Regions from separate parts of the Homo sapiens genome. Here region 2 is linked to region 1. Evidence: chromatin loops called from intact Hi-C (ENCODE). Cell type or tissue: PC-3. All regions are shown on one strand. Links, peaks and the distances in the headings refer to the core of each region. The heading gives the core; the rest is flanking DNA.

Region 1 (4,400 bases), core at 109-4,108:
TCTTTCAAAGGGAAGAAATTTTTAATTTTGATGAAATCCAATGTATCAATTTTTAACTTTTTATGCTTTATGCTTTTTGAGTCTAATAAATTTTTGACTATCCTCAAATGGCAGGAATTTGGATGTAGGTTCTTTTCTAAAAGTTCTACAATTTCAACTTTAAAATTTACTTCCTTGAACTTTTTAACGTGAGTTGAGATGCTTTGTATGAAGCCAGAGGCTTTGTTTCAGAGAATCTTTTCAGGCAGTCTTATAACTCCATTAACTCCGTCTCTGGGTGATAGACACTAAAGCAATCACTTCAGCACTTTGGGAGGCCGAGGCAGGCAGATCGCCTGAGGTCAGGAGTTTGAGACCAGTCTGGCCAACATGGTGAAACCCCGTCTCTACCAAAAATAGAAAAATTAGCTGGGCGCGGTAGTGTGCGTCTGTAATCCAAGCTACTTGGGAGGCTGAGGCAGGAGAATCGCTTGAGCCCAGGAGGTGGAGGTTGCGGTGAGCTGAGATTGCACCACTGCACTCCAGCCTGAGTGACAGAGCAAGATTCCATGTCAGAAAAAAAAAGAGAGAAAAATATGAAAATATGCTTTTTTGCGCGTTACTCTTTCTGACTACTGAAACATAAACTAGCATTTACTGCATTGTGATGCTCTGCCAGACAAACTTTCCTCATCTATAAAACTCGGTTCATTTCATAGATGAGAAAGCTGAGATTCATGGAGTTTAACTACCTGCTATAGATTATACAAGCACAATCAGTCCAGAATTTAAGTTCCTGTCTCATGGATATACTTTGAACTTTCTCATCTTGATGGTATGACTTCTTACGCTTGAAATATATTACCCTTTTTTTCTATGAAAATTATTATTTCTCTAAAGTCAAAATGCATTAACCATATTAAATATGGGCTCTTTCTTCTCAAGCGCCTGTCAGATTGTGAAGGGAACAATCCAATGCTCCTTTTTTCTTTCCTTAGGGGCAGAGGTTTTTGGCACCGTTTGTATCTCCAGTGTCCTGATTCACTTCTGTGAAGAGCAAAGGCAACTGATGGATCAATGCTTGGAGCAAAATGCAGAGAATCACTTCTTTGGAAGTGATTAGCATCTGACATTCTAAAAATGGATGAGCAGAGGGATTAGCCTTTATGCAACTGGGACCCTGAAAAGCAAGTATTAGGTTGGTGCAAAAGTAATTGTAGTTTTACCATTAATTTCAATGGCAAAACTGCAGATGCTTTTGCACCAACCTATATATACATGAGCATACATAGACATTGAGGAATGTATATCACTACACAAAGCCACCAACAGCCATGTTTGTTGGAGGAAGGATCGCCAAGGATCTTTTCTGTGTCCTCTTGGGAGATACAGGAGTGGTAGAAACAGGCCCCTACATGGTGAACACACTTAACCGGTGGCATTCTGACCCTCTCACTGCCCTACCATGGCTTTCAGGCTAATTTATTGATTCTCAGTGCCTCAATTTTCTATTTTAGTGACAGAAACAGTATTGTTTATGTGCTAAACTGACTCCCTATTTACTAGCCCCGTGATTTTGAACAATTTGCTTTATTTTTCTGTGTCTCATTTTCTCATCTGTAAAATGTAGCTGCCATGACACTGATCCAACATGGTTATGATAAGGATTTAATGAACTAAGATGGGTAAAGCTCATGAATGCTGCCTGGTATATAGCAAGGGCTCAATAAATATCTTCAGTTATAGGACAATTGTACATACATACATACATATATATATACACATATATAGATATGTGTGTGTGTGTACCTATATATTTTTCTCAAATGTGACAGAACTGCTTGGTTGTCCTTTTCCATGTAACAAACATAGTAATATAAATAAAGTAATAGTTGGGAAAAAACAATCTTACAATAGTCCCATAAAGTACTGAGCCACAGAGAAGTTAAATATAATGCCCATGTTTATAGAATTCGGAATGATTGCACAGATTACACAATACTTCTTTATTTTCCTGTCCAGATCTGATAGCTTTAGGTGAAGTGGGGAGAATGAGTCATAACTGGCAGGTATCGGAGGGGGGCTAATATCTCTGGCTGCTTTGCCTTAAACACATGATTTATTCCACCCAGCAGTGGCTGAGCTGAGCCTTGAAAACAAGTTTGCCTGGTTATATCCATGCTCACTCTGCTGCTCAGCCTTCTTAGTGCCACATACGGTCAGGAACCCTCCCTCAACAGTGAGATGTTTGTGGGTTTGCTGGTTGACACTGGAAAGGAGAGTGTGGTGACAAAATGAGCTAAGGTGAGAGCAGGGTGTTTCAAAAGCAAATACTGCCTTCTTTACAAGCTTGCCAACTCTCAGAGGAAAGACTGTGATTCTGTCTTTGTGGACCATGGAAGTTCCCTGCACCTTTGTCTATTACAGGACTGTCTTGTCTTACTTATCTGAATGCCCCTAGTGCCCAGCCCAGAGCCTGGTGAATGGTCAGTGTTCCATAACTGTTGAATGGCACTAGATACCAACCATCTTAGCCCTGGAAAGAGCTTGAGTGATCTAAGTTGGAGGGAAGCTCAGAAATAATAACACCTGAACTCCTGCTGGATACAGGAATCTCCTCGCATTATAAATCAAAGAGTGTAGTGGTTTAGAGCATAGGATCTGGAAACAGACTTTCCTGGGTTTAAGTCTCAGCTCCATCATCCCAAATCCTGTAAATATGGGCAGTTTATTTAACTTCTCTGTGCCTCAATACTTTATAGGGATATTGTAAGATTTTTTTCCCAACTATTATTTTATTTATATTACTATGCTTGTTACAAAGAAAAAGACAACAAAGCAGTTCTTCCCCATTTCACAAAAAGTTTCCAATCAACACCAATTACATGGTGATAAATAACTGGAATGGTGACACCTTTGGGTCAAGACTGGCAAGGAAAATGCTATGGTTCATCTCCAACAAGAATATGGCACATTGGCCGGCACAGGTAATGCCAAAACTGAGTCCTTAGTGCTCGGCCCAGATTTGGATCTCTTCTCTGAAGGTAGCAAATCAGGTAAAATAATTGGGTTTTTAAAAAATAAGTTTAAAATGAAGCTCAAGTTAAAAACCCATGCTCTTGACATATTTCCTTTCAAATTTTATATAAAACACACTTTTCCACTCTAATAGCCCAGATTTTTTCTTTACACAGCCCATCACATGGTTGCAGACAGACTCTTCTGCCTTAAGATGTAAACATAGGGAAAAATTGATGACATCTGCATAATACTCTTTCCACACTCTGCTATTACATGGAAAATACAAAACTTTTTTTAAAAAAAGAAAGAAAGGTTCCATCTTAGATTCTCACAACCTCTTGTTCCACAGTTTATGAACCTGACTCTGATACTAAGTTGGCAGTGTGTGTAAGCAGATTTTTGTTTTCAGTGAAGGAAACCTGGAAAAAGATGGATTGAGCTCATTTTCTTCCAAGAGTTATTGAATGGTACATGCTCCTCAAAGCCCTCATTCTCTCTAACTAGAGCACATTTCAGAATCACACAGCCTTCCTTATAATGCTGGCTGTCTTCAGTGGCAAACTCACAGATCCATCCCAGTTGGCTGTTGCGGTTTTTGTAGCTCACACCTTGAACCATGTGGCAGCCAGTGAGCATGATCCGATCTTGAACTTCACCATACTGTAGGTTAACTACTTTGTGACAAAGAAACGCCCTGCTAGTGGTGCCTGTGCACCTAGTAGAGATGAGCTGAGTTCTGAGCCATTGGTCAGGATTATATCACAGTTTGCACGAGAAAACAAATGGGTACTGCCAATATAATCAAGGAAAATTCTGCCCATTTTTGGAGCTGAAATTTTAAAAACCTGCATAGGTGAGTAGAATAAAGGGGTTGCAAGAACACACCAACCCTCCCTACAGCAAGTGAAAGGTAGGACGCAACCCACAGTGGACATAACTGGGCTGGCCTGGGCTTCCCTTGATGCTGGGTTGTGATACTGTAAGATTTTAATAAGATAATATATTTAGCTTATTTAAAACAATGCCTGGTACATAGGAAGTGCTCAATAAATGCTGACCTCCTCCTCTTCCTCTTTCTTCTTCCTCCTCTTTTTCTTCCTTTTCTTTTCTCCTCCTCATCACTCCCTTCCTCTTCTTCTTCATCTGGCTTCTCCTTGGAAATCCTCAATGACAGAGATACACTGAGGCAAACCTACCTTCTCTTTATTTCCATTCATTGATGTCCAACCTGTCTTCCCATGAAGGCTTTCAGACAGCCAAAGATAGCTATTAGTACGTCCAGAACCTTCTGTAAAGTCACACATCTACACTTCTCTCTAATCATGTTTTCTCATTCCATGTGATATCCAGATTTTTTTCCATTTGTTTAAAGCCTTTTCATTGCCTATGGGTGATGCCTT
Region 2 (4,400 bases), core at 100-4,099, 100 kb before region 1:
GAGCCCAGCCCACCTGAAACGTGTCCAGAACACTTACATTGGCCTCTAGTTGAACAGAATCATCTGCATCACAGTCCACGGGAGAGTATCACGGTTTACTCTTGTGATGGCGTGGCTGATTGACAGCCGCAGCTTGATGCAGCTGCCCAGATTGTGAGAGTATCACACTGCATATTGCTAGCCTGGGAAAAGGTCAAAATTCAAAATTTGAAGTACAGTTTCTAGTGAATGTGGTACATTCTCACACCATTGTAAAGTCGAAAATTTTAAGTTGAGCCATTGTAAATAGAGGATCATTGTACTTAATATCATTGAGCTGTACACTTAAAAACAGTTAAGGTGGTTAATTTTATATTTTGTGTATTTTACCTGACTTTCTTGCAAAATCTTAAATGAGGCAAGGGAGTAAGATGTGCAAATATCTGGGAGAAGCCAGAAAGGAAAGAACCAGTACAGAGGCCTGAAATGTGCGGGTCAAGGACACCTAGGTGAATGGAATGGGCAGTGGGAAGAGAAGGAGGAGGTAAAGTCCTGGCCAGATCACATAGGGTCTTGCAGGTCATTGAAAGGAGTTTGGCATTTTCTCTGAGTAATATTTTAACCAGATCACTCTGGCTACTATTTTAAGACAGCTGATGGGAGCAATGGTGGACTCAGGAGGATCAGTTAGGAGTCTTTGCAGTAATCTGGGTGAGGGATGATGGTGGCTTGGACCAGAGTTGTCACAAATGGTGAGAAATGGTCAATTTCTAGATACGTTTTAAAGTTAGAGCTAACATGATTTTGTTATATATTGGCTATGGGGTGTGAGAGAAAGAGAGGAGTCAAGGACAACTCTAAGGTTTTTGGCCTGAACAACCAGAAGGATGGAGCTGCCATTAAGTGAGCAGGGGAAGACTGTGGGAGAAACAGAGTTTAGGAGAGAAAGTCCAGGAGCTTCAGTTTGGATGAGGTTTCCACTTGGAAACATTGATGCGACAGTTGGAGAGGCATCTGGATTTCAAGATGAGGATCTTGGTAGAAAATACAATTTGAATTATCAACGTGTGGATTACACTTAAAGCCATCGGATTCTATGAGTCACCGAGGGAGCGTATACAGTGAAGAGATTCGAGGACTGAGCCCTGGACCAGTCCAATGTTCATAAGTAGGGGAGATGAGAAATGCCCAGCAAAAGAGGTGAAAAGATGTGGACAAAAGGTTTGAAGAGAAGTCAGATGTCTGTGATATTCTGGAGATCAAGGGAAGAAAATGGTTCAAGGAGAAGGGAGTGCCACATGATGTCAAACACTACTGAGAGTTCCTATTAATGAGAACTAAGAATTGGCCATCCAATTAAGCTACATGGGGATCAAACCTGATTGGAGTAGATTTAAGGGAGGAGAGGAATTGTAGTCTGTGAGTCTAAACAGATTATTCAAGGAGTGATTATGTGGGAATAGAGAAATAGGATTGTGTCCTTGGGAAAGTAAGAGAGGATGGGACTCAGGGCCTGTACAGGAGTGGCTTCGGCACAGGCAGCTGGTCCACAGCAAAAGGAGAGCGGAAGTCATGGACACAGGCACAGGGTGTGGCTAGATGTGGAGGTGGCAGCTTGAGGAAGTACTCTTGCTAGGGTTGCTTTTTCTCAGCAAAATAAGAAGCAAGGTCGTTGGCTGAGATGGATGATAGTGGAGGAAGTGTGGGAAGTCTAAAAAGAAAAAAGGCATAAAATATTCATTTGCAGAGTGAATGGGTTCATAATTGCCAGGTAGCAATAAAGGCCCATGCAAGGTTAGTGGTCATGAATTGAAGTTAGGCCAGCCAGGAAGATGGTGTGCTTTCCCCCAACATGTTGGCTGTGTGGGCAGAAGCTTGGAGTTCACCATTGTTAGAGTTTTGCCAGACAAATACAACGAAACTAAAGAAAGGTATAAAGATGAGGGGTTATGAAAAAGAAGTGACTAATGTGATGAAGCATGGAATTGAAGCCAAGTCAGATGCGGAGAGAGAGCCTGAGGGGAGCAGGACGAGTTAAAAGGTGGAAGGGCCAGACTTCCCCTGGGTGGAAGGATGGGTGGTGGTGGGATTTCAGGGGCAGCGAGCTGGGAAGTTTAAGGAGGTGCTGGCCAGAGAGGGAGTTGCACCAAATTGAGACTGCAGAGGGAGTGCAGTTGTTATTGAGGACAAGCTTTAGATTTGGGCCATTTGCATATTTGATACAGTAAAGGACAAGATCCTTGGAGAAGAGGAGCTCACAGACTCAGGGAAGCAAAAAGCCAGCTCCACAGAGTTGTAGTTCTTAGAATGATGACAAGTGGGGTTGGTGAAAATGATGGTGAACCAGGTGCTGAGATCCATATAAGGAATGAGAGGAAGCCCTCTGGGGTTTGTGGGAGACTTCATGGAGGAGTGGTGGATGCCACAGGCTGCTTATTCAAAGCTGGGGAGCTTTAAGAGAGAAAGAATGGTCTGAAATAGCAAAGGAGTGAGGAAGACACTTGCCCCACCTAGTGGTAGGAGGGATGTGGAAGAGAAAATTAATCCTCCACTTGAGAAGGAGCTATTCTCAGAAGAGAGCCATGTTTCATGAGAGCAAAAAGGGGAAGAGAAGATGTTGAGGATATAGGATATTGTTTCTATCCAGTGTAACCTGTTTCAATTACTTCCCACCATGCTTTGAACCTTCCAGACCAAATCCTTTGCCACCTGCCCGCTACCTCTCTACATTCCAGCCACACTGTCCTTAGCATGTTCCTTGGATATATCAAGTTCTTTCCAACCCTGGGGGCTTTGCACTTGCTGCCATGTTCTTTCCTTTCTTGAAATTGTACCTCTTCCCCACCCCAAACCCTTAAGTCTCATGTTGAGTGTCATTTCCTTAAGAAATCTTGCTGAACACCCTCTTTAAATCAGGTGCTGTGCTTGGTGCCACTGAAGCAATAGGAATCCACACACAGTTTCTATCTTCAAGTTAGTTTACAGTCAGATGAAGCAAAGAGGGGAGCAGATGGTTTGAAAGTGCCCTAAGGGCTTCAATGGGGTAAACCCAGAGCACATGGGAGCACACAGGAGAAACTATTAAATGAACCATAGTGGGGGTGGTGGGGGGGGGTGGGGGTGGGGGTGGGGGTGGTAGTGGAGGTGGGCGGTGGGCAGTGGGAGAGTTTCAGAAAATGGCTAAACAGAGGCCTGAGGATGATCAGGAGTTAATGAGGAGAGGGTGGGGGCTACTGAGAGAGTGTGGGGAGCCATGAGCTGGTCAGGATGGCTGGAATGTAGCAGGATATGGGGATGATGCTATAGGGGTGAGTGTCCCACAGCAGACCTGCGGGACATGCTATGGAGTTGGGCTCTTTCCCGGGGTCTCTGGAGGCCACTAAAGGATGAGTTTTTGTCTTTATATATAAAGAGGTATATATAACAATTTTGCAGAAGAATTATGACCAGAAGCAGAGTATTATCAAGTTTGGCCCCTTCTGTGTTTAGCCCTAGAACAAGTATAGAGCTGCCATCTGGGAGCGCAGTGACCACAGCCTTCTGGGGCACAAGACAAGGCCTAGTGCTATCTGGGCGAAAATTGGCTAGGATCGTAGAACTGCCAGAGCTGCAGAACGTCCTGGACTAGTGGCCTCCCACCCACCACCCAGACAGTTTCATTCACCAGCTTTGTAGTTGGGACACCTTCTCCATGTTATCCTAATGACAAGAAGATAAAAAGCAAGAGAACAATTGAATGGAATCACTATAAAATGTTCCCAGGCCCCTTCCAAACTATAAGCTTTCAGACTTCCTTTCTCTAACTTGAGACTACAGAGTAATACCGATGCCTTGCGAGATGACCGTGACTTAAATTTATTGTGTGCTTAGCAGGTGCCAGGCCCGTGTCACAGCAACACAGGCAGATGCTTTCATCGCCATTTTGTACAAGAGGAAACAGGCACAGAGAGGTTAAGTAAATTACCCTTTGTCACATAGCTAATAAGTGACAGAGCAAAGATTCAGACCCTTGGAGTCTGATTCCAGAGCCCATGGTCTATACCAACACCCATACCACCTCTAAAGTTGGTGTCTTCTAAGTAGTCAGAGTAAGATTAAATCAGGTTCAAACAGTGTGGGACTGAGGCATATCTGGCTGTGTTCAAGACTTTATAAAACTTCTCTGGGATCACTGACCAGAACATTTCACAGCTCAGAATGCTTGTTTTTGACCAGACTGGGGGCATCTAAAGAAAAGCTCTAGGGAAAGGAGGTAGCAGAGCATGGACTGCCTGCCCTCAGCTCCCACTGGCTGGCTCAGCAGGGAGCTCTGGAGCATGGTGGTGTCCGTACAGCCCACAGCCTTCCTGTGCTTTCTCCCTGAGCGTACACACAGTGTCAATGGAAACACAGTCATCACATGTTACATGTCTCTACCAGTC

Evidence for each region. Hi-C counts contacts between places; a loop is a spot of excess contacts. Peaks named below come from ENCODE experiments on the same cell type or tissue, not always from the same donor. Only the 100,000 strongest peaks of a DNase experiment are listed, where the experiment ranks them.
Region 2: a loop joins it to region 1, with 2.6 times the contacts of the local background. A loop is called at or near these places in 7 of 110 quality-filtered maps.

Annotation. Positions count from the first base shown.
Region 1 is chr1:182,179,276-182,183,675 of GRCh38, forward strand. It overlaps the pseudogene YPEL5P1. Among named protein-coding and RNA genes, the nearest start is that of ZNF648, 120 kb to the left of the region's middle. In PC-3, for the core only: no CTCF peak of the experiment used is centred there; a DNase peak (open chromatin) is centred at 2,136; H3K27ac peaks cover 2,101 bases.
Region 2 is chr1:182,078,678-182,083,077 of GRCh38, forward strand. No RefSeq gene overlaps it. Among named protein-coding and RNA genes, the nearest start is that of ZNF648, 19 kb to the left of the region's middle. In PC-3, for the core only: a CTCF peak has its summit at 2,496 (motif pointing left); no DNase peak of the experiment used is centred there.